2 separate regions of the Homo sapiens genome follow, and region 1 is linked to region 2. A link is an interaction called in ENCODE POLR2A ChIA-PET data of the cell type or tissue named here. Cell type or tissue: Panc1. All regions are shown on one strand. Links, peaks and the distances in the headings refer to the core of each region. The heading gives the core; the rest is flanking DNA.

Region 1 (5,374 bases), core at 198-5,197, 720 kb before region 2:
CCCCTAAGTAGCTGGGACTACAGGCATGCAGCACCACACCCGGCTAAGATTTTTCCTTTTTGAAAATGAAAAATGCAAGACTCAAAGATCAAAACTATGTAAAAACATATATTCAGAGAAGTCCCACTCCTGTCCCTAGCCCCTTCGCCCAGTTTCCACTCATCCCCATTTTCAATAGTTTCTTTATTTAAAGAAAATTTGTTTACATTTTGTTATTTGTAATAGAGATGGGGTCTCACTATGTTGCCCAGGCTGGTCTCTAACTCCTGGGCTTAAGTGATCCTCCCAACTCCCAAAGTGCTGGGATTTCAGGTGTGAGCCACTGCACCCAACACATTTTCAATAGTTTCTAGTTTAAATTTTCTGTGTGTGTGTGTGTGTGTGTGTGTGTGTTTTGTAACAATAACCACACACATATAGTTTATTTCTTCTTCCTTTTTTTTTTTTCTTTTTTTGAGACAGGGTCTTACTCTGTCACCCAGGCAGGAGTATAGTGGTGTGATCTTGGCTCACCGCAACCTCCGCCTCCTGGATTCAAACATTTCTCCTGCCTCAGCCTCCTGAGTAGCTGGGATTATAGGTGCCCGCCACCACACGTGGCTAATTTTTGTATTTTTAGTAGAGGCGGGGTTTCACCATGTTGGCCAGACTGGTCTCGAGATCCTGACCTCAGGTGATCCACCTGCCTGGGCCTCCCAGAGTGCTGGGATTACAGGCATGAGCCACCACGCCTGGCACACACTTTTTTTTTTTTCTTTTGAGACGGAGTCTCGCTCTGTTCCCCAGGCTGTAGTGCATTGGCAAGATCTTGGCTTACTGCAACCTTCAACCCGCTGGGTTCAAGCAATTCTCCTGCCTCAGCCTCCTGAGTAGCTGGGATTACAGATGTGTGCCATCATGCCTGGGGAATTTTTGTATTTTTAGTAGAGACAGGGTTTCACCATGTTGGCCAGGCTGGTCTCAAACTCCTGACCGCAAGTGATCTGCCCGCCTCAGCCTCCCAAAGTGCTCGGTTTACAGGCATGAGCCACCATGCCTGGCCTGAAACTTCTACTTTTAAAAGTAGAGCTTCAAATCCAGCTCCATAGAGCATGGAATTGCGGAATCAGGGTACTTGAATAAAGTCTGAATCTCAGCCAAAGCCAGGGAGATTTGAAACCCAAGAGAAAATGCCAGGAAGCCCCGCTAGCTCTGATGAGGTCAGACGAGTGAAAGCTGTTCCTGCGGGTACCAAAGCTCAGAATGTTGGCAAAGCAGCATGGATTGTGGGAGGCTTGCCTTGGGTCCCATCTGTGGGTCACCAAAATGTCAACCTAAAATCATCAAAAGGGTTAGAATCTAATTTAAAGAGTGTTTATTCAAGCACAAAGTGTGAGGATGGACAATTCGGAAACACCAACTCCAAAGGAATGGTCAGCGTTCTAAAGTAGACAGAGACAGGGGAGTTTTTAGCAGGATTATAGCATTTTTCTTTTTCTTTTCTTTTCTTTTTTCTTTCTTTCTTTCTTTTTTTTTTTTTTTTTGAGACGGAGTCTCGCTCTGTCACCCAGGCTGGAGTACAGTGGTGTGATCTCGGCTCACTGCAACCTCCACCTCTCGGGTTCAAGTGATTCTCCTGCCTCAGCCTCCCAAGTAGCTGGGATTACAGGCACCCGCCACCACGCCCGGCTAATTTTTGAATTTTTAGTAGAGACGGGGTTTCACCATGTTGGTCAGGCTGGTCTCAAACTCCTGACCTCGTGATCCACCCACCTCGGCCTCCCAAAGTGCTGAGATTACAGGTGTGAAGCACTGCACCTGGCCATTCTTTTTTTTTTTTTTTTTTTGGCAGAGTCTCACTCTGTCACCCAGGTTGGAGTGCAGTGGTGTGATCTCGGCTCACTGCAACCTGCATCTCCTGAGTTCAAGAGATTCTCCTGCCTCAGCCTCTTGAGTAGCCACCACGCCCGGCTCATTTTTGTGTTTTTAGTAGAGATGGGGTTTCACCATGTTGGCCAGGCTGGTGTCGAATTCCTGACCTCAGGTGATCCTCCCGCCTCGGCCTTCCAGCACAGCTATAGGCGTGAGTCACTGTGCCCAGCCTCTTTTTTTTTTTTGAGATGGAGTTCGCTCTGTCACCCAGGCTGGAGTGCAGTGGTGTGATCATAGCTCACTGGAGCCTCAACTTCGCTGGCTCAGGTGATTCTCCCACCACAGCCTCCTGAGTAGCTGGGACTAGAGGCACTCATGCCACCATACTGGCTAATTTTTTGTATTTTTTGCAGAGACGGGGTTTTTCCATGTTGCCCAGGCTGGTCTTGAACCCCTGGGCTCAAGCCATCCGCTAGCCTCGGCCTCCTGAAGTGCTGGGATTACAGGTGTGAGCCACCATGCCGAGCCTTTAAAAAGTTACCGTAAATATATTTGACATTTTGAAATTCTGTGTGTCAAAAATAATCAAGCAAAAAGGTGAGCCTCCCACCAGAATCATACTTGCAATACACCAAAGGGTTAACAATTGTACTATATCAAAAAGCCTTACAAATTAATGAGATAAAGCTGGGTGCGGTGGCTCACGCTTGTAATCCCAGACCTTTGGGAGTCTGAAGAGGGCAGATGGCTTCAGCCCAGGAGTTCAAGACCAACCTGGGCAATGTGGTGAAACCCTGTATCTAAGAAAAAAAAAAAAAGAAAAATTAATGGGATCAATACTAAACTGCAATAGAAAATCATTGATAGTAGAGAGAAAAATTTTCCAGAAGAAATGTACATGTCTAATAAATATGTGAAAACCTGTTTGGTCTTACTAGTAATCAGAGGACTCCAAATACAAGCAACTCTGTATGTCACGTCCCATCTATTACATTAGCAAATACTTTTAAAATATAAAATTCAGAGGCAGCCATGTTACAGTGAAACAGGAACGCAGATGCCACAGGTAGAAATAGGAACTGGCCCAATCTTACTAAAATGTCACTTGATGATATGTATCAAGAGCCCTAAAAAAAGTGTTTTTTGAGACACAGTTTCTCTCTGTTGCCCAGGTGGGAGTGCAGTGGTGCGATCTTGGCTCACTGCAGCTTCTGCCTCCAAGGTTCAAGCAGTTCTCGTGCCTCCGTCTCCTGAGTAGCTGAGACTGCAGGTGTGTGCCACCATGCCTGGCTAATTTTTGTATTTTTAGTAGAGACAGGGTTTCACCATGTTGCTCAGACTGGTCTTGAACTCCTGGCCCCAAGTGATCCACCCACCTCAGCCTCCCAAAGTACTAGGATTACAGGTGTGAGCCACCGCGCCCAGCCTAACAAAAGTATTTTAACAGTTAATATATGTCAAGCCAATAATTTCACATGTGGGAATACATCCTAAGGAAACAGAAATGTACAAAAATGTGTGCAAAGAAACACACTTTTTTTTTTTTTTGAGACAGAGTCTCATTCTGTCGCTCAGGATGGAGTACAGTAGTACAATCTCAGCTCAACCTCCACCTCCTGGGTTCAAGTGATTCTCCTGCCTCAGCCTCCTGAGTAGCTGGGATTACAGGCATTCGCCACCACGCCCGGTGAAATTTTTTTTTTTTTGAGACAGAGTCTTGCTCTGTTGTCCAGGCTAGAGTGCAGTGGCACTATCTCGGCTCACTGCAACCTCCACCTCCCAGGTTCAAGCGATTCTCCTGCCTCAGTCTCCTGAGTAGCTAGGATTACAGGCACCAGCCACCATGCCCGGCTCATTTTTTTGTATTTTTAGTAGAGACAGGGTTTCACCGTGTTAGCCAGGATGGTCTTGATCTCCTGACCCCGTGATCCACCCACCTCAGCCTCCCAAAGTGCTGGAATTACAGGCGTGAGCCACAGGGCCTGGCCAACAGTAATTTTTATAATCAGAAGAATAAAAGAACAATGATATTGAAAAGAGAGGGAAAGAGAGAGAGGGAAGGGGAGAGATGCAGAGCTTACAAACAAGGGCATCTGACTGGGGAGGGGTCAGGAGCTGAGAGGGGAAGATAAGGGCCCAGAAGTGGAAGGGGGTCTTGCTAAGGCCCATTACATGATGTCACCTGGGCCCTTGGGGGCTGCAGTTTGCAGTAGCTCAGGAGGGCATGCCTCAGCCCTGGGGCCCCACCCCTATTCTCCCGGCTCTCTTCTCTCTTGCACCATCTCTCCCCATTTCCAAGGAAGGTGGCTGCCCCTGCCAGATGCAGACGCATTGCACCGACCTCATTGTCTAGCTTTAACTAACTTGAAAGCAAGGGATAGGAGGGAGGAAAGGAACAGAGTCCCCTAGGAATGTTAGAGGCAGGGGGATGGGAAATTCTGCAGCCCAGCTGAGAGTGGGAGCCCGTTGGTTTGGAGGGGATAAAGCATAAGACCAAAGTACAAATAATGATCCGATGGGCCAGCCTGTGATGCCTGCTCAGAGGCACTAGAGTGGTCCCAGAGAAAGCGCTAGAGACAATTTTAGGAGACAGAAAGCAGGATTTGATCACCCAAGGACAGAATCTGAGGCAAGGAAGAGCTGGGGGGCTCTGTGCCGGTCTGAGCCCTTGAAACAAATCCTACATAGGGGATTGCTACGGGGCTAGCGGTCTCAGGGACTCCAGGGCTGAGTCCTGGCCGTGAACCCCGCGGGCGCCCGCATTTCAGCACCGGGGACAGGGGCCGACCTCGGATCCAGGTGGGTCCTCAGATCCACTGGCGGCTCCGTAGCTCCACTAGTTCCTGGCCCCCTCCCTGGCCAATCTCAGCCCGGGCAGTTCCCTTGGAGACCTCCGTGGCCCCTCCATCCTGGACCCCCCTGGTGCCCGTGCTGCGGCTCCCGAGCACTTGGCAGGTGATGCGACCCGCGGAGCCAACCTGGAGCGCCCTCGGGTCCCGGCAGCCAAGATGGGCTCTGCGATCTGGGGTAGGGGCAGGAGAAGACCTAGTCTCCCCACCGCCCCCCACGTTTGTCTCAGCTTGGACAGAGTCTTGCCCTCCGGGGATGGCGCAAAAAGGAAAACCCCGAGGTGAGAGCAGGGAGGCAGCCAGAGGCACTCTAAGGAGAAGCCGGGGCCAGCACAGGTGCGGGACGTTGTCCCTGCCCGCCCAAGCGCATGGCCCTTCCAGAGACACCCCCTTTCTCAAGCGCAGCCCCGACCAGCCGCTCCCCGCCCCTCCCCACGCCCTGACCCCGCCAGCTTCCATCGCCCCAGGGCACTGGGAGCCAGAACATGGACCAGGGCAACCCAGATCCCCGAGTCAGCCCTCCCATGGCCCAGCGGCTCCAGAAATTCGATACAGCCCCCCCCACCCACCCCAGGCGACTTCTAAATCGCCGGCAGAATTCAAGTCTCTGGCCTGAACTGTGCCCGGCTGGGCCTCGGCCCTCCCACCGCTCCATGGGGGCTTTTGCGGTGCTC
Region 2 (5,374 bases), core at 145-5,144:
CAGGTGAGTGAGCATTACCGCCTGAGCTCTGCCTCCTGTCAGATCGGTGGCAGCATTAGATCCTCACAGGAGTGTGAACCCTGTTGTGAACTGCACATGTGAGGGATCTAGGTTGCGTGCTCCTTGTGAGAATCTAAGTACTGCCTGAAGATCTGAGGTGGAACAGTTTTACCTCAAAACCATCCCCCATCTCCCCACCCCCACCCTGGTCCATAGAAAAATTGTCTTCCACGAAACCAGTCCCTAGTGCCAAAAAGATTGGGGACCACTGATGTATAGCATCCCACGTGACCCTGCTGCCTTGGAACTCTCATGTAACAGTGCAGCAGAGAAAGCACAAAAGAACAGTGGAACTTTGTGGAGTTCTAGCCAGCTTTTGTTTATTCTTCCCAGTAGCTCACCCAAACAGGAAAGTGTTATGAATTGATTCTTATATGTGGGCAGAAAATAAATTAATCATTCATATTTGTACCCCATGTAACAGTCCCTTTTAGGAAAGGTAGGAGGAGGTTCGTAAGTTTGTATTGGAAGCATCTAGCCTTTAGCATGAGTGTCTGGTCTTTGACATTTATTTTCTGGAAACTTATTTCTAACATAAGGCAATACTTGAAGACAGAAGACAGAAGCTCTTGAATTGCATAAGCTACCCAAATGTCAATACTCACCCCCCCTCCAGTTTTGAGGAAAAATAGCTAATTAAGGATATTTCTCATGCCAGAAGATTATCTATTTTCTAAAACATCCACAACCTTATGATGTCCTAGATTCTGAATATCTAAATGAAGGAAAAAGAAGTCCTTGTTTTGAGCACAGCTAAGCCAGTAGAGAAAACCATGAAGGATGTGGAGGACTAAAATGGTATTGCCTTCTCTGAAAGAGGCTTTTAAATCCTTCTTCTGCCTTTCAGTGAGCAGAGTGACCTTAAAAATGGGAATTAACTGACAAAATCTGGAAAACCTAGGTTGGATACTGTTTAGATTTTCCTTTTCTCCATTTTGCTGGTGTTGAAAGAGGGCTAGCTTGGTGCTCCTGGAAAAGGTGTTTATGAAAATTAAGCTTTTGTTCTTAATGAAAAAAGTCAGTGAGGTTGTACTCAACCTGGAGGTTCTCAAAAGACTTCACAGTGTTTGGGCCGCACTGCCTTGGGCTGGCACCAAGGTAGTCTGAGGGTCACAGGGCAGGGGAGCACCTAGGGGTGGTCTCTCCTTCTATCCAGAGAGGAGCATCAGATCCCATTTGCTTGAAAATGCCCCGTTGGAGAGACTGCTGCCCACTCTCAGCTTGTGGAATGAATACATCTCAGAAGAAGCTGCCTTGCTGTTAGTTTTAATTGTGTATCTCAAAGGAATATTTCACTTCTTCTGAAGTCTTTGAAAAAACCACAGCCTGCCATACTCTATACAGCCGTTGAATATCTGCCTTTTTTTTTTTTTTTTTTTTTTTGAGACGGAGTCTTGCTCTGTCGTCCAGGCTGGAGTGCAGTGGCACGATCTTGGCTCACTGGAAGCTCTGCCTCCCGGGTTCACGCCAATTCTCCTGCCTCAGCCTCCCAAGTAGCTGGGACTACAGGCACCTGCCACCATGCCCAGCTAATTTTTTGTATTTTTTAGTACAGGCAGGGTTTCACCATGTTAGCCAGGATGGTCTCGATCTCCTGATCTGTTGATCCACCCGCCTCGGCCTCCCAAAGTGCTGGGATTACAGGTGTGAGTCATCATGCCCGGCCACATATCTGCCTTTCTAGCACTCCATCCCATTCCTGTCTCAACTGAAAGTCCAAGTCCATCACAGAAGATATTTCCATCTTTTCCCTGAGCTTTCTAATTTGCCACTTCTATCAAAGAATGTGTCCTGAACCTATTAGAAGTCTTTTCTCTCAGGCCTTCTCTTAGAGTCCTGTTTTGTTTTGTTCTGTTTTGTTTTGTGACAGGGTTTCACTCTGTTCAGGCTAGAGTGCAATGGGGCAACCATGGCTCATTGCAGCCTCAACCTCCCAGTCTCAAGTGATCCATCCACCTCAGCCTCCCGAGTAGCTAGGACTGCAGGTATGCACCACCACACCCAACTATCTTTTTTTCTTTCTTTCTTTCTTTCTTTTCTTTTTTTTTTTTTGTAGTGATGGGGGTCTCACTGTGTTGCCAGGGCTGGTCTCGAACTCCTGGGCTCAAGTGATCCTCCAGCCTCAGCCTCTCAAAGTGCTAGGATTACAGGCATGAGCCACCACACCTGGCCAGAGTCAGTTTTAAATTATGGAATATAGTAAAAAAAAAAAAAAAGTCTCTCTGATTTCTGTCAGGACTTTATAGCTCTGTTAGCCTCCACTCAAGTTGCACAATCCAGCGATTATTCTGGCCCAGTGTCTGGCAGTCTAGTTAGACAGCTGAACTCTTGGACAGTGTGACATGCTAGGATGGGAGACACAGAGGACAAGGAGGGCCTTCTAGAGAAGTGATACCTAGGTTTTAAAGAAAAAGGAGGAAATAGCCAGGAATGGGAGAGGATGTTGTAAGCAAAGGTGCAGCTATGTGAAAGACTTGGACTAGTGGGAGAATGTAAGTAGTCGAGTGTGGCCTAAGAGTCAAAGGGAAGAAGAATGGCAGCAGAAGCTAAAGCTGGAGAGGTGGAGGGGGGCCGTGCCCGGGGAGCCCAGGTGAGGAGCGGGACTGATCCTCTGTAGACATGGGAAGGAATCCTAGAGGTTTTTCCCTCTTGTTCCATTGTTTTCCTGAGTTCCACCAGGAAAGTGGCCTTGGTAATTGCCAAACAATTTTTTTTTATTTTTTATTTTTTTTAGAGACATAGTCTCATTCTGTTACCCACCCTGGAGTGCTGTAGTGCAATCATATAGCTTACTGAAACCTGGAACTCGTGAGCTGAAGCAGTCCTCCTGCCTGAGCCTCCAAAGTAGCTGGGAATACAAGCGCACACCAACACGCCTGCCTGTTTTTAAATTTTTTTGTAGAGACGGAGTCTCACTATGTTGAGGCTGGTGTGGAACTCCTAGCCTCAAGAGATCTTCCCATCTCAACCTCCCGAAGTGCTAGGATTATAGGCCTGAGCCACCACACACAGCCCAAACAAGATTTTTTCACCGCAAATGAATGATTTAGAACGTGAGAATTTCTTAAAATTGTAATGCATTCATATTAAATACCCTGACGGGGTCATTTGGCATTAGGATTAAGGAGGTAGTACATATAGCACTTGAGTTCTTAGGCCTAGAAGCAGACAAATCTGGATTCTAATCCCTCCCTAGCACTTGGTTGCTGTGTGGCCATGGACATATTACTTCTCTGAGTTTGCCAACCTGTGAAATGGAGATAAAAATCAAAACTATCTCATACCACAGGCTTTTCATGAGAATTAAATAAAGCAAAGGGTTAAATAACCAAGGTATTTTTGGATAAGGAAAATAAATTTGGAAGAGTTACACTACTACATATCAAGATTTATCATAAAGCTGCAGTAAGTAAGGCAGTACAGTAGTGACATGGATGAACAAATGGAACAGAATTAAATGTCCAGAAACAGACCCACATATGTAGAGATACTTAATTTTGTGTATTTATATTTATGTATTTATTCCTTTCCTCTCAAGCCATGTGATATAGACACTTGATTTATAACAAGGTAGCACCACAGAGTGGTGAGGAAAGGACTGCTAAGTCAGCTCAGTAGCCTTATGGGGGAAGAAAATTTTTTTTTTTCCCTCAGTGATCCTTTTTCTGAAAGAAAAGACTGTTGATCGTTACCTCACACCACACACAAAAGCTCAAGTCCAGGAGATTTAAACTCTTAAGTGTGAACAGTAAAACAATAAAATTTATAGAGGATAACGTAGGAGATTAAGTGGCTTCCTAAGATAAGCAAAGATTTCTTAAGATAGAAAAAACACCAATCATAAAGGAAAATATTAAGAAATGCAACAAAAGTAGTCATTCTGTTCATTGGAAGACACAATGAAGAGAATGAAAGGCAAGAAATATTTCTATTATCTTCAATATTGTATATGTATTATACCCAGAGTGTATAAAGAACTCTTATCAAACAATAAGGAGGAAAAAGGTAGCACAATAAAAAGATTGGTAAAAGAAGCCAGGTACAGTGGTGTGTACCTGTAGTCTGAGCTACTCGGGAGGTTGAGGTGGAAGGATTGCTTGAGCCCAAGAGTTGGAAACCAGCCTAGGCAACATAGAGAGACTCTGTCTCAAAAAGAAAAAAATAAAATATTGACAAAAGATGTGAACAGGCACTTAGTTCACAAAGATATCCAAAAGGCTTATAAATACATGAAAAGCTATCCCATCTCATTAGTCATTATGGAAATAAAAATTTAAATCATAATAAAATGCCACTGCACACCAACCAGAAGGGCTGAAATGGAAAAGGCTGAAAATAGCAAATGTTGACAGAGATTGTGAAGCAATTGGGCTTTTCATGTCCTATTGGTAGAAATGTAAATTGGTAAAGCCACTTTGGAAAACAATCTGTCAGTATCTTATAAAGCTAAACATATCCTTATATGTAACTCAACAATTCTGCTATAGATATTTTCCAGCAGAAGTGCAAGCACACATGCTCCAGAAGACATGGACAAGAGTGTCCGCGTACTACCCCTCGTAATAGCCAAACACTGAAAACAATCCAAGTGTTCATCTGCAGTAAGATAGGTAAATGGTGGTATATTCACACCGTGAAATACTGTTCAGCAATAGAAAGGAAAAGCTGTTGCGACGTGCAGCAGCCTGGGTGCATGTCACAAACATAGTGTTGAATGTTTATATAATTAAGCTCAAAAACTGAGCAAACAACCCCATTGTGTTAGAAGTCAGAGTAGGGTTTACAGACCTCTGGGGACACAGAGGGGAGCAGTGATTGGGAGGGGGCTCAGTGCCTCTGAGCTGCTGGCAGCTGGTTGTGTTCTGTTTCTGGTCTGGGTGGTAATTACAAAGATGTCTTCACTTTATGATAATTCATCAAACTGTACACTTAGGTGTTATATTCTCCTATATTTATGTATACTTGAATTAGGATGTTTGTGTAAAAATAGATAATGCACATAAAACACTTGAACTAGTATCTGACACATAGTCAACGTCTAGCAAATATCAAGTAGTAGTATTGTACCAAGTAGTAGTATTGTATTATTTAGTACACAATTGTTGTCTCGTCATAAAAGTATTTGCTGACTACTCTAGTCTAACATAAATCCCCATAAATCCCCATGTTTTTCTCTAAGCACTCTGTTCTCTTCATGGTATTTGCCACAAAAGCACTTATTTCAGTTTGTACTTTTTTTTTTTTTTTTAAGATGGAGTTTCGCTCTTATTGCCCAGGCTGGAGCGCAGTGGCGCAATCTCAGCTCACTGCAACC

Evidence for each region. ChIA-PET counts read pairs that join two places held together with the same protein. Peaks named below come from ENCODE experiments on the same cell type or tissue, not always from the same donor. Only the 100,000 strongest peaks of a DNase experiment are listed, where the experiment ranks them.
Region 1: POLR2A ChIA-PET joins it to region 2 with 5 read pairs; 2 of 35 experiments call an interaction of 5 or more read pairs at or near these places.

What each region holds. Positions count from the first base shown.
Region 1 is chr1:11,898,302-11,903,675 of GRCh38, reverse strand. No RefSeq gene overlaps it. Among named protein-coding and RNA genes, the nearest start is that of RNU5E-1, 7.2 kb to the left of the region's middle. RefSeq lists an enhancer at 4,287-4,838. In Panc1, for the core only: no CTCF peak of the experiment used is centred there; no DNase peak of the experiment used is centred there.
Region 2 is chr1:11,182,152-11,187,525 of GRCh38, reverse strand. The region is part of intron 28 of MTOR (mechanistic target of rapamycin kinase); the gene reads left to right. Among named protein-coding and RNA genes, the nearest start is that of ANGPTL7, 4.5 kb to the left of the region's middle. In Panc1, for the core only: no CTCF peak of the experiment used is centred there; no DNase peak of the experiment used is centred there; H3K27ac peaks cover 3,221 bases.